Linked DNA regions of Homo sapiens: regions 2 and 3 are each linked to region 1. Evidence: chromatin contacts called from ENCODE Hi-C or POLR2A ChIA-PET data. All regions are on one chromosome and are shown on one strand. The core of a region is the stretch at or near the end of the contact, and the rest is flanking DNA. Distances in the headings are between cores, read along the strand shown. Region 1 overlaps FAM184B (family with sequence similarity 184 member B). Region 2 overlaps LAP3 (leucine aminopeptidase 3). Region 3 holds the start of FAM184B (family with sequence similarity 184 member B).

Region 1 (3,279 bases), core at 606-3,105:
GTGAGGAAAAGAGAGTGAGGGGGGTGAGATTTTAGAGAAGGTGTCCAGGGAACAAAAATCCCAGGGAGTCCAGGCATGGTGACTTGCGTCTGTAATCCCAGCACTTTGGGAGGCGGAGGTGGGCAGATCACCTGAGTTCAGGAGTTCAAGACCAGCTTGGGCAACATGGTGAAACCCCGTCTCTACTAAAAATACCAAAAAAAAAAAAAAAAAAAAAAAAAGAACCAGGCACAGTGGCATGCACCTGCAGTCTCAACTACTTGGGAAACTGAGACAGGAGAATTGCTTGAACTTGGGAGACAGAGGTTGCAGTGAGCTGAAATTGCGCCACTGCACATCAGCCTGGGTGACAGAGTGAGACTCCATCTCAAAAAAAAAAAAAAAAGAATTCCAGGGAATAAACTTGAGTGTTGAGTGTTCCTTAGGTACCTAATACTGTTCTAAGGACTTTACATTGTATCAGCTCATTTAATCCTCATGAAAACCTAAGTAATTTTCCCAAGGTCACATCGTTAATAAGTAAAAGATCTGGCATTTAAACACAGGTCGTCTGGTAGCAGAGCCTAAGCTTTAAGCCAGGGATGAGCTGCTGGTTGCAGTGAGTGAAGTGAGGGAGCAAAGAATGCAAATATCAGAGGGAAGAGGGAACAGCCAGTGCAAAGCCCTGAGCCAGGTGCATGCTTGTTGTTTGGAGGAGTAAAACCAAGAGTTTGGTTCTGCACATGTGGTAGTTTGAGAAGCAGGAGAGGAGGAGGCTTCAGCAGAGAAGACTAAGAAGCAGCAACTGGGGGGCGGGGGGAGGAGAAAGCCCAGGAATGAAGGCTGCACAAAGGAAGGAATCATCAATATTTCCAGTTCTGCTGGGAGTCCCCGTTAGTGCAGACCCAAGAATCGACCATTGGATTTGGCAATGTGGAGGTCTTCATTGGTCTTGACATTGATGGCCTTTTATAGATAATACAGTATGTGGAAAGGCAATAAAAGCAGTTTTGTTCCAGATCAAGGGTGGATGGGAGCCCAAGGCCCTACCCTCCAGCCTCAGCTCTGCCCCTTCCTACCCCTGAGACACCTCCCAGGATCCCTGGAACACAGTTTCACTACAGATATAAGCCAGCCCCTTTGTTTCACAGTTGATGAAACTCAGGTCCAAAAAAGGGAAGAAGCTGGCTCAAGGCCATACAACTAGTTAATGAAAAGCACAGGTTACAATTATCACTATTTCGTGAGACAAATCTGTTCCTACCCTGTCTTATACTGTTTTCATGGACAGTGTGGTTATGACAAATAGAAAAATCAAAATAACAAGGTCTTTTTCACCTGTGTATCTCTGTGGGAAGGAGAGAATGATAACATGAGCAAATTCAACTCAGAAAATATTCAGAAGCCTCATTGTTAACTAATCGTTCCCATATTCTTCTCCCATACCCCATTTCTGGTCATTCAGCAAGTTCCATGTTTTCTGATTCTACATAATGGGACACAGCAGACTACAAACTCTTAAACGGATATAATAGTAACACCATTCACTCACACTTACTGACCACTAGCCATGAGCCAGCATTGTTCTCAGGTCCTCACAACAGCCCCGTGCAGCAGGCTTAACAAGGAAACAAGGACCTCTCTCTGAGGGTTATGCATGGAACCATACCAGGAAGTGGTCAAGAGTTCAGTCCCCAGGGTCCTATTATCCGGTTGCATATTTCATTTCCACTCCTCCCTGATGGTGGCACCCTAGCCAGGTTACTTCCCCTCTTTATGCTTTAGTTTTGTCAGCAGTGTGAAATGCTTCATAGACTGAAAAACAGGATACAGGGCTCAGGGCTGGCATTAATCATAGTAAGCCAGGCACTGTTCTAGTCACGTCATCATCACAAGCCTTGGCATCCCCTGCAAGCAGGGCACCGATAGTGGGTTGCTGGGGGCTCCCTCTTCTCTGCTCTCTGATTTGAATAAGCCACAGGTTGAATCATGAAGCTGTACTTAAGCTCATCTTGCCTTTTTTTTTTTTTTCTTTTTCTTTTTTGGCCTTAGGATCCATGCTTGAAGCTGGATGAAACTTCGCCGAGAGGAGAGGAGTATCAAGATAAGTTAGCAGCTGAAGAAGGAACCAGCAGTGATGAAGAAGAAAGGTACAGGAGGACATGCAGACTTCTGAGTGCTCCATTGAATGAGGACTCAGATGTGGAAGGATTCATCCATTCATTCATTCTATCCTCAAGTATTTATCACTGCTCCTTGCAGCATGCTTGGGGAGGCAACAAGCATATCTTGTATGTCTTCAGCACAGCTATGGGCTTCACATAAACTGTGTTACTTAATTGTTACAACAACCCAGAGAAGCCATTTTTTAGCTTAAGAACCTGGAGCTCAAAGAAGTTAGCAAACCTTTCCAAGATTCAAACTTGCACTGGTCCAAAACCTCTGCCCCTATGTTTCCAAGTGTTCTTTAATTAGGGGGTATAAGGAAGCTTTGTGATCCTGAGGAAATCCCCACCTATACCACCTATGTCAGTCAGCTATTGCTGCTCTAACAAACACCCCCAAATATCAAAGATTTAGCTCATAGATGAGCTACCCTTATGATTGGCTCTATCAGGCTCTGCGGGTATATTAGGTCGTTTCCACACCGCTATAAAGAATCCCCCAAGACTGGGTAATTTATAAAGGAAAGAGGTTTAATTGACTCACAATTCTGCTTGGCTGGGGAGGTCTCAGGAAACTTACAATCATGCCAGAAGGGGAAGCAGGCATATCTTACATGGCGGCAGGTGAGAGAAAAGTGTGTAGAAGGAAATGACAAACACTTATAAAACCATCAGATTTCATGAAAACTCACTCACTATCACAAGAACAGCATGGGGGAAACGGCCCCCATGATCCAATCACCTCCCACAAAGTCCCACCCTCAACACGTGGGGATTATGGGGATTACAACTCAAGATGAGATTTGGGTGGGGGCAAAAAACCTAACCATATCAGCAGGACTTACATGAGCTTGACTCCTGGGTGAGGGTCAGGTGTTATTGCTCTGTCACAAACTACAGTTTGTGTGTGTGTGTGTGTGTGTGTGTGTGTTGTGAATGGGATTGTGTTCCTGATTTGGCTCTCAGCTTGAATGTTGCTGGTGTATAGGAATGTTAGTGATTTTTGCACATCAATTTTGTATCTTGAGACTTTGCTGAAGTTGTTTATCAGCATAAGGAGATTTTGGGCATAGAAAACTATGGGTTTTCTAGATATAGGATCATGTCATCTGCAAATAGGGATAGTTTGACTTCC
Region 2 (3,077 bases), core at 411-2,910, 69 kb after region 1:
GCATGGTGGCACGCACCTGTGGTCCCAGCTACTCAGGTCGCTAAGGTGTGAGGACCACCTGAGCCTGGGGAGGTCAAGGCTGCAGTGAGACATGATCACGCCACTGCACTACAGCCTGGGTGATGCAGCGAGACCCCATTTCAGGAAAGGGAAGGAAAAGAAAGGCTACCCAGCACTAAAGACAGCACCCTCCCCTAATATGGTTCTGGGGCTCTGCACGCATCCTAGCTGTGGTTATGTGGCCACCACGGGATTCCTGAGGAACGCTGGATGGGGAGTGCTGTGTCTCACATTTACAAACCTGGATGGTCTTCCCGTTTTTGGCTCTAACAACATCCCCCGGCTTGTTGGCCTTGCCGCTGGGCATATTTTCACAAAGAGGGGCCAGACCTATTGGAAATAATATATGAAGGCACACAGTATATACTGGGTCCAAACATGCCACCTATGGGACAAGAGGCCACCTGTGAGCCATGAGAAGCAAGACACAAAGGCCACCTTAACGAACTGATCAAATTTAACATCACCAATGACACAACTGACATGATGTGTCAGCAACAAGAAGTACACATCACCCATGTAGCATTCTTCCCAAAGAAGTCTAACTTGATTCTAATCAAGAAGAAGCAATTCAAATAAATACAAATTGCAGAATATCATGAAACAAGCCTAGACCCTTCAAAACTGCTAATGCCGTGGAAGAAAACAGGAATAGGGTCTAGAATCAAGAAATCTAAAGGGGCACCAACAGCAATGTGTGGTCCTTGATTAGTTTCTGGATTTAAAAGCTAAATATAGGCCAGGCGCGGTGGCTCATGCCTGTAATCCCAGCATTTTGAGAGGCCAAGGCGGGCAGATCACCTGAGGTCAGGAGTTCAAGACCAGCCTGATCAACATGGAGAAACCCCGTCTCTACTAAAAATACAAAATTAACCAGGCATGGTGGCGCATGCCTGTAATCCCAGCTACTCAAGAGGCTGAGGCAGAAGAATCACTTGAACCCGGGAGGTGGAGGTTGTGGTGAGCCAAGATCGCGCCATTGCACTCCAGCCTGGGCAACAAGAGCGAAACTCCATCTCAAAAAAAACCAAAAAACCAAAAAAACCTAAATATAAATAAATAAAATGGACATTTTTTACACAACTGGAAACTTGAATTAGGTTACTGAATTAATCCTCGGAAAAGATAATGGTTTTGTCATTACATAGAATGTCCTTTTTCTTAGAGGACGTGTCGTGATGTCTGCAACTGACTTTTAAATAGTTCAGGAAAAAAAAGGACTATGATAGTGAAGGAGGGGGGCATGTCTGAGACCTGGATTCCAATTCTACCTTCCTTGTGCAATGGACAAGAGTCAGGGCATTATTATTTAACCTAAGACTCTCTCCTCCTTCCCCGTCTCCTCTGAAATGAGTATGAGCAATGCTATTATACAAACTCCCAGTACTGTGCCTGGGAGTTTGTATCTTCCATTACTAAGAACTGCCACATAATGAGCACTTTTTCTGTTCTAGGCACTTTCTGTGTGTTGTGCCATTTCACCGGCCACAATCCTACGAAGCAATCAGTCAATGAGCCAGCAACGTCCTGCCACCCCAAGTACCCAGCAAGTTTCATAATGTCAACTACAAACTTGACATTATGTGCCCCTGACTGCTAGCCACTTTTTGCAGAAGTGAAACAAATCAATTCCAGTTACAGCCCACTGGTTGCAAGATACATTTAGCTCAATCAGCTCAGACAGTAAAACACTTATCTGGGCTAAATAGCTACTGCTTGATGACTATTTAAAAATCATTTCTTATCTTTTCAGATTAGGGGAAATCATATCTGTTGTCTCTCTTCTCCCACCTGGCTAGAATCCAGAAGCGTTATGAGATGTAATCCGTTACCCCACTTACCTATAATATTAATGGGCAAATTAAGCTTTGCAGCAGACACGATGGCTGAGCATATAGTTGCAGCTCCTCCCATGTCAGCCCTCATGAGGTCCATATTTGCAGAAGCCTTGATGGAGATACCACCACTATGGGGAAATGGACAACGTGCAATATTAAGAGCAAAGAAGATGGCCAAAATCACTTTATTTAAAAAGTACAGATGGGCACGGTGGCTCACGCCTGTAATCCCAGCACTTTGGGAGGCCGAGGTGGGCGGATCACGAGGTCAGGAGATCGAGACCATCCTGGCTAACACGGTGCAACCCATCTCTACTATAAATACAAAAAAATTAGCCGGGTGTGGTGGTGGGCGCCTGTAGTCCCAGCTGCCACCATGCCTGGCTAATTTTTTTGTGATTTTAGTAGAGATGGGGTTTCACCTTGTTAGCCAGGATGGTCTCGATCTCCTGACCTCGTGATCCGCCAGCCTCGGCCTCCCAAAGTGCTGGGATTACAGGCATTAGCCATCGCGCCCAGCCTTTAGCTCATTTTATTTCTACTTGAATGAAATTTAAACAGTGCCACTGGAAACATTACTATATCATAAAATCAAGACTGTGCAAATTCCATCTCTGTATTGTCTGATTAACTCCTGACACCCACATAGTCTATTCAGCAAATTTTATGAATTGATCAACTTATGGAACGTGAAGGTCATGAGCTGTTAAGAAAAGCTGATGAGCTCACAGAGATGACTGGAGGCATTTCTCTGAAACCGACAGGACAGAGGGCTAACATTTCCTTCCAACACTGCACAAGGTGTGCTATATCCTGCTGATGGCAAAATACAACCTAAATGAGGCACAGGCCCAATGGCTGAGAGACAGTACTTCAACATGAGAACTGAATAAGGCTGCAATTAGCAAGAAACCAAACTACCTGACCCCCAGAGGCTTCTAACTAGCTAGTGGTTTTTCTGCTTCCAGTCCGTAGGAGTCCAGAAGCAACATGCTTCACAGGCCAAGCACAGAGCCAGGGGCTTCGACTCTAAGTTCTAATTGAGATCTGCTGCTCATGTGCCCTGGTGGCTCACTGGAGAGAGGTCTGCCTGCTGCTCTGAAGTCTGCTTTCCTTCAAAATTAAATCCTAATTCTCACTTACCTCAGAAGCACTTGTTACTTAGATGGTTGGCATGTT
Region 3 (3,485 bases), core at 723-3,222, 120 kb before region 1:
GCAAACGTTACACCATTTTATGTAAGTGACTTGAACATCCATGGATTTTGGTATCTGAAGGGGTACTGGAACCAATCCCCTGTTGATACTGAGGGACACAGTGTAGTAATCAGATGCTTGCATAGGTAGACTCACCATCAATATGGCAGTTAGAAGTGTGTTGTGGCCAGGCACGGTGGCTCACACCTGTAATTCCAGTACTTTGGGAGGCCTAGGTGGGAGGATCACTCAAGGCCAGGAATTTGAGACCAACTTGGCCAACATGGAGAAACCCCATCTCTACTAAAAATGCAAAAATTAGTCGGGCGTGGTGGTGCATGCCTGTTATCCCAGCTACTCTGGAGGCTGAGGCACAAGAATGGCTTAAACTCAGGAAGTAGAAGTTGCAGTAAGCCGAGATCATGCCACTGCACTCCAGCCTGGGTGACAGAGCAAAACTCTGTCTCAAAAAAATAAAAAAAATAAATAAATAAGTGTGTTGTATTGGCAACCAAATATCATGAGCCACCTGGCCCTTGATGTGATTTTCCAAAATGGTCAACAACTTTTAGTAAAGTTCTTGACCAAAAAGGCTAATTTTCCTCTAGTTTACACAGTGGTTGAATTCCTGTAAAATTTAGTATATATTAAGATCCTGCAGAAAATATTCTAAATACACAATTTGGAATTAAGCAGAGAGCTGTTTAATGTGGATTCCTGACCCCCTGACCCCCATCCTCAGAGGCTTTGTCTCTGTTTTCTAAAGGAACTGGGGGAGGGAGGGGTTGTGCTAAAAAGAGAACTTAAGATGGTAAATTAGAAATCAAAAACCGAGGCCGGTCATTTGATACAGAATCTAGAATAGGAATGTCTATTTCAGAAACAGTTCTACTTGTAATTGCCTGACTTGGTACAAATTTTCTGGGTCAATTTTCCTCATCGACAAAAATGGGTTTTGTTACCTTCAGTATGGATGGGTGGAACTGTGGTTTCTGAGACCCTTTGAAGCTTGCTTGGTTTATGAAGATTATTAAAATTTCTGATAAAAGGCAATGTATAAATGATATACATTCACTATGCAAACTATCATGAAGACCTATTATTCGAGCTTTAGGAAAAGCTGATCACGGTGCTGTCACTTTCCCTTAAAGTCCACTGTCTGAAACCAGAGAACACGCCAGAAAGAAATTTGGCCCGCTAACCTCTCCCCTCACCAAACACTAAACAGACACCAGCTCAGAATCCGAAAACTTGACAGTCTGGCTCCAGTCTGCCCAAGGCCAGTAGTGTGGATTTGGACGACTCACTTTACTTTCAATGGGCTCGGTTTGCTAAGATTTTCAGTTCCATCTTTTACTCATCTAACTGCTCCATTCCTCTTTGCTTCTTCCTTTCCCGCACCTGCCACCATCCTTTCTACCTCCCTAACGACTTTGTCTTTGCGTTCCTACCGCTTCCCGCATTACCCGTTTCGCACTTTCTCATCTCAGATTTCGGTCACCCGCACCCTGCCATCCCCTTGGCTTCTCCTCTTTGGGCATCTCCGGTATTCCTCCCGCAATGTCCTGGCTCCTCTCCAAGATCCAAAAAGGAAGGCTACCATCCCCAGCCCCGCTGTGCACTCGCGCAACTCAGGCGCTGGCCCACACCGTGCGCCCCGGATCCCACACCTCCTTGAGTCCCGATGGCTCGCCCTCACCTACCCGCCCCTCTCTTAGCATCTCGTCCCCCACCGCCATCTCCGCTATCAGCTCGGAGACTCGGGAGCCGCCAGTCACTGTGCCCTGTCCCTCTCCGGAGGCCGCCAGTCACTGTGCCCTGTCCCTCTCCGGAGGCTCTTCTTCCTCTTTAGCCTGGGATCCCCACCTCGGGCAGGGTCCGTCGCCACCAAGTCCAGGGCCGCGCGCCACCCACGTGTCCAAGAGCGCAGTGCCCGCCCACCGCAAACCCCCCAAGGCCGGCAGCTCCTAGCCGCGGAAGCTCTCCCCTTGCACACGAAACCTGCACTGGCTGGGGAACTGCAGACTGATCGCCAGCGGCACGTGCGGGGCGCCGACGCCTCGCCGCAGGGTGCGGGTGCCCGCGGAGCCAGCCAGCCAGAGAACCAGCAGGAGAGGAAAAAGGGTGGGCGCGCGGGTGGGCCCGGGAGGCGGAGACCTTCGGGAAGCTGGGGCCACGCGGCGGTGCAGGCGACGGGACTGCAGTGCCACCTCTCCCGAGAAACCCACACGCTCGCACGCCCGCGCGCGCACGCACGTGCACACGGTGGGCAGGGAGAAAACGAGAGAGTCTGAGTGCTGGGCGCGTTTTAGCGATGGCTTCTGCTCTCAACAGCAAAATTAACCCGCCCGGCACTTGCCAGGGCTCCAAAGCCGACGGTGGCGCCGGCTGGAGAATGGACTGTGATCCCCAGATGCACGTGAAAATGTGCAAGAAGATCGCCCAGCTCACCAAGGTAAGGTGGGGCGCAGCGGGCCAGCGAGCTGCACGCCCGGGGCGCCCGAGCCGGGAGTCAGTGCGGATGCGCCTCCCGGGAGGCCCGGGCCAAATCCAGACAGAAACTTTGTCTCGGAGGCCAACCGGGAAGGGAAGCGGTCCTAAATCTGGGTGACTTGACCTTCTAGAGGCACCATCCTAAAGCAGCAGAGAAAGAGGATCCTTGCCAAGGAAACTCCCACAGCCTGCTGGCTGGGCAGGTGGTCTGTGCTTTTCCAAGGTGGGAATGTGAATCGTGTGTGTGTGTGTGTCCCCGCCAGCTTTGCTCAAGTGCCTAGAATGTTGTGATTTCATTCAACTGCCATACTTTACAGCTGGGGAGGTCATGTGGGCTCTATTTAAACACTTGATCCATTTATTCCTTCATTCAACAAATATTTGCGTCATTTGTTGAGTGCCAGCAGCTTGCGTGGCACCGTACTAAACCTGGAATGCAGCCTAGGGGACTTACTATCAAACTGGGTGCAGACGTGTGTAGGAGCATAAATGGGGAAGAGCACGATTCACCAAATAACTATGGGATTAGGAAGGACCTAGGGAAGTCAGCCAGCCCACCTCCTTACCTCGTGCAGGGGGCTCTGATTGAACCTTCCCAGACTATGTCTTTTTCAAGAAGACCAGCAAAAAGATGCCACCAGTGCTCTTTGTTAACCCTCTGCAGCTCCCCAATTAGAAGCTCCTTGTCACAGACTCCCCTCTGTGCCTTGTCTAGATGGAAAACAACATCCCTCACTGTCTCCTATACAAGGTTTCAAGTGGATGAATTTAGCTGTTTGCCTTGGGGTTTCCTTTCGGTCTCATAATAAACTCCTGGTGCCATGCCCGCCAGGGAGAGGTCAGGTCCAGGTCTGTCCTGTAGCGTCTGGAACATGCTCTCTTTCCTCACCATCTCCCTCTCACTTCCCACACATTTTTTTGTGGGATCACAGACATTCCCCTCCCCCTGTCCCGCCAACCTCACTATTTTGCCAGGAGGAATAGAGCACAGGGGCTTGGAATTGAACACTAGC

Evidence for each region. Hi-C counts contacts between places; a loop is a spot of excess contacts on that map. ChIA-PET counts read pairs that join two places held with the same protein, here RNA polymerase II (POLR2A). Pooled maps may share reads with other maps.
Region 2: a map of gastrocnemius medialis shows a loop between it and region 1 (3-fold over the local background). The contact joins two enhancer-like sites. A Hi-C loop is called at or near these places in 1 of 168 maps with a recorded cell type or tissue (gastrocnemius medialis) and 3 of 50 pooled maps. POLR2A ChIA-PET finds 5 or more read pairs at or near these places in 8 of 52 experiments (BJ, MCF 10A, OCI-LY7 and 5 more).
Region 3: a loop to region 1 is called in a map with no recorded cell type, with 2.4 times the contacts of the local background. The contact joins the promoter of FAM184B here to the enhancer-like site in region 1. A Hi-C loop is called at or near these places in 4 of 37 single-sample maps with no recorded cell type and 2 of 50 pooled maps. POLR2A ChIA-PET finds 5 or more read pairs at or near these places in 2 of 52 experiments (H1 and T-cell).

The regions. Positions count from the first base shown.
Region 1 is chr4:17,663,412-17,666,690 of GRCh38, reverse strand. It overlaps FAM184B (family with sequence similarity 184 member B), which reads left to right. Exons shown (of 18, transcript NM_015688.2): 8 at 2,032-2,129. Among named protein-coding and RNA genes, the nearest start is that of MED28, 50 kb to the right of the region's middle. Within about 2 kb of position 1,855, at least 2 of the 41 ENCODE cell types and tissues checked have a DNase peak (open chromatin) inside an H3K27ac peak, as active enhancers do; they include OCI-LY7, where a contact is called at or near this core.
Region 2 is chr4:17,594,359-17,597,435 of GRCh38, reverse strand. LAP3 (leucine aminopeptidase 3) reads right to left here. Exons shown (of 13, transcript NM_015907.3): 8 at 1,902-2,026; 9 at 302-390. The region is part of intron 2 of MED28-DT (MED28 divergent transcript); the gene reads left to right. Among named protein-coding and RNA genes, the nearest start is that of MED28-DT, 19 kb to the left of the region's middle. Within about 2 kb of position 1,660, at least 3 of the 41 ENCODE cell types and tissues checked have a DNase peak (open chromatin) inside an H3K27ac peak, as active enhancers do; they include OCI-LY7, where a contact is called at or near this core.
Region 3 is chr4:17,780,108-17,783,592 of GRCh38, reverse strand. FAM184B (family with sequence similarity 184 member B) reads left to right here and starts at 1,972. Exons shown (of 18, transcript NM_015688.2): 1 at 1,972-2,434. The coding sequence starts at 2,294.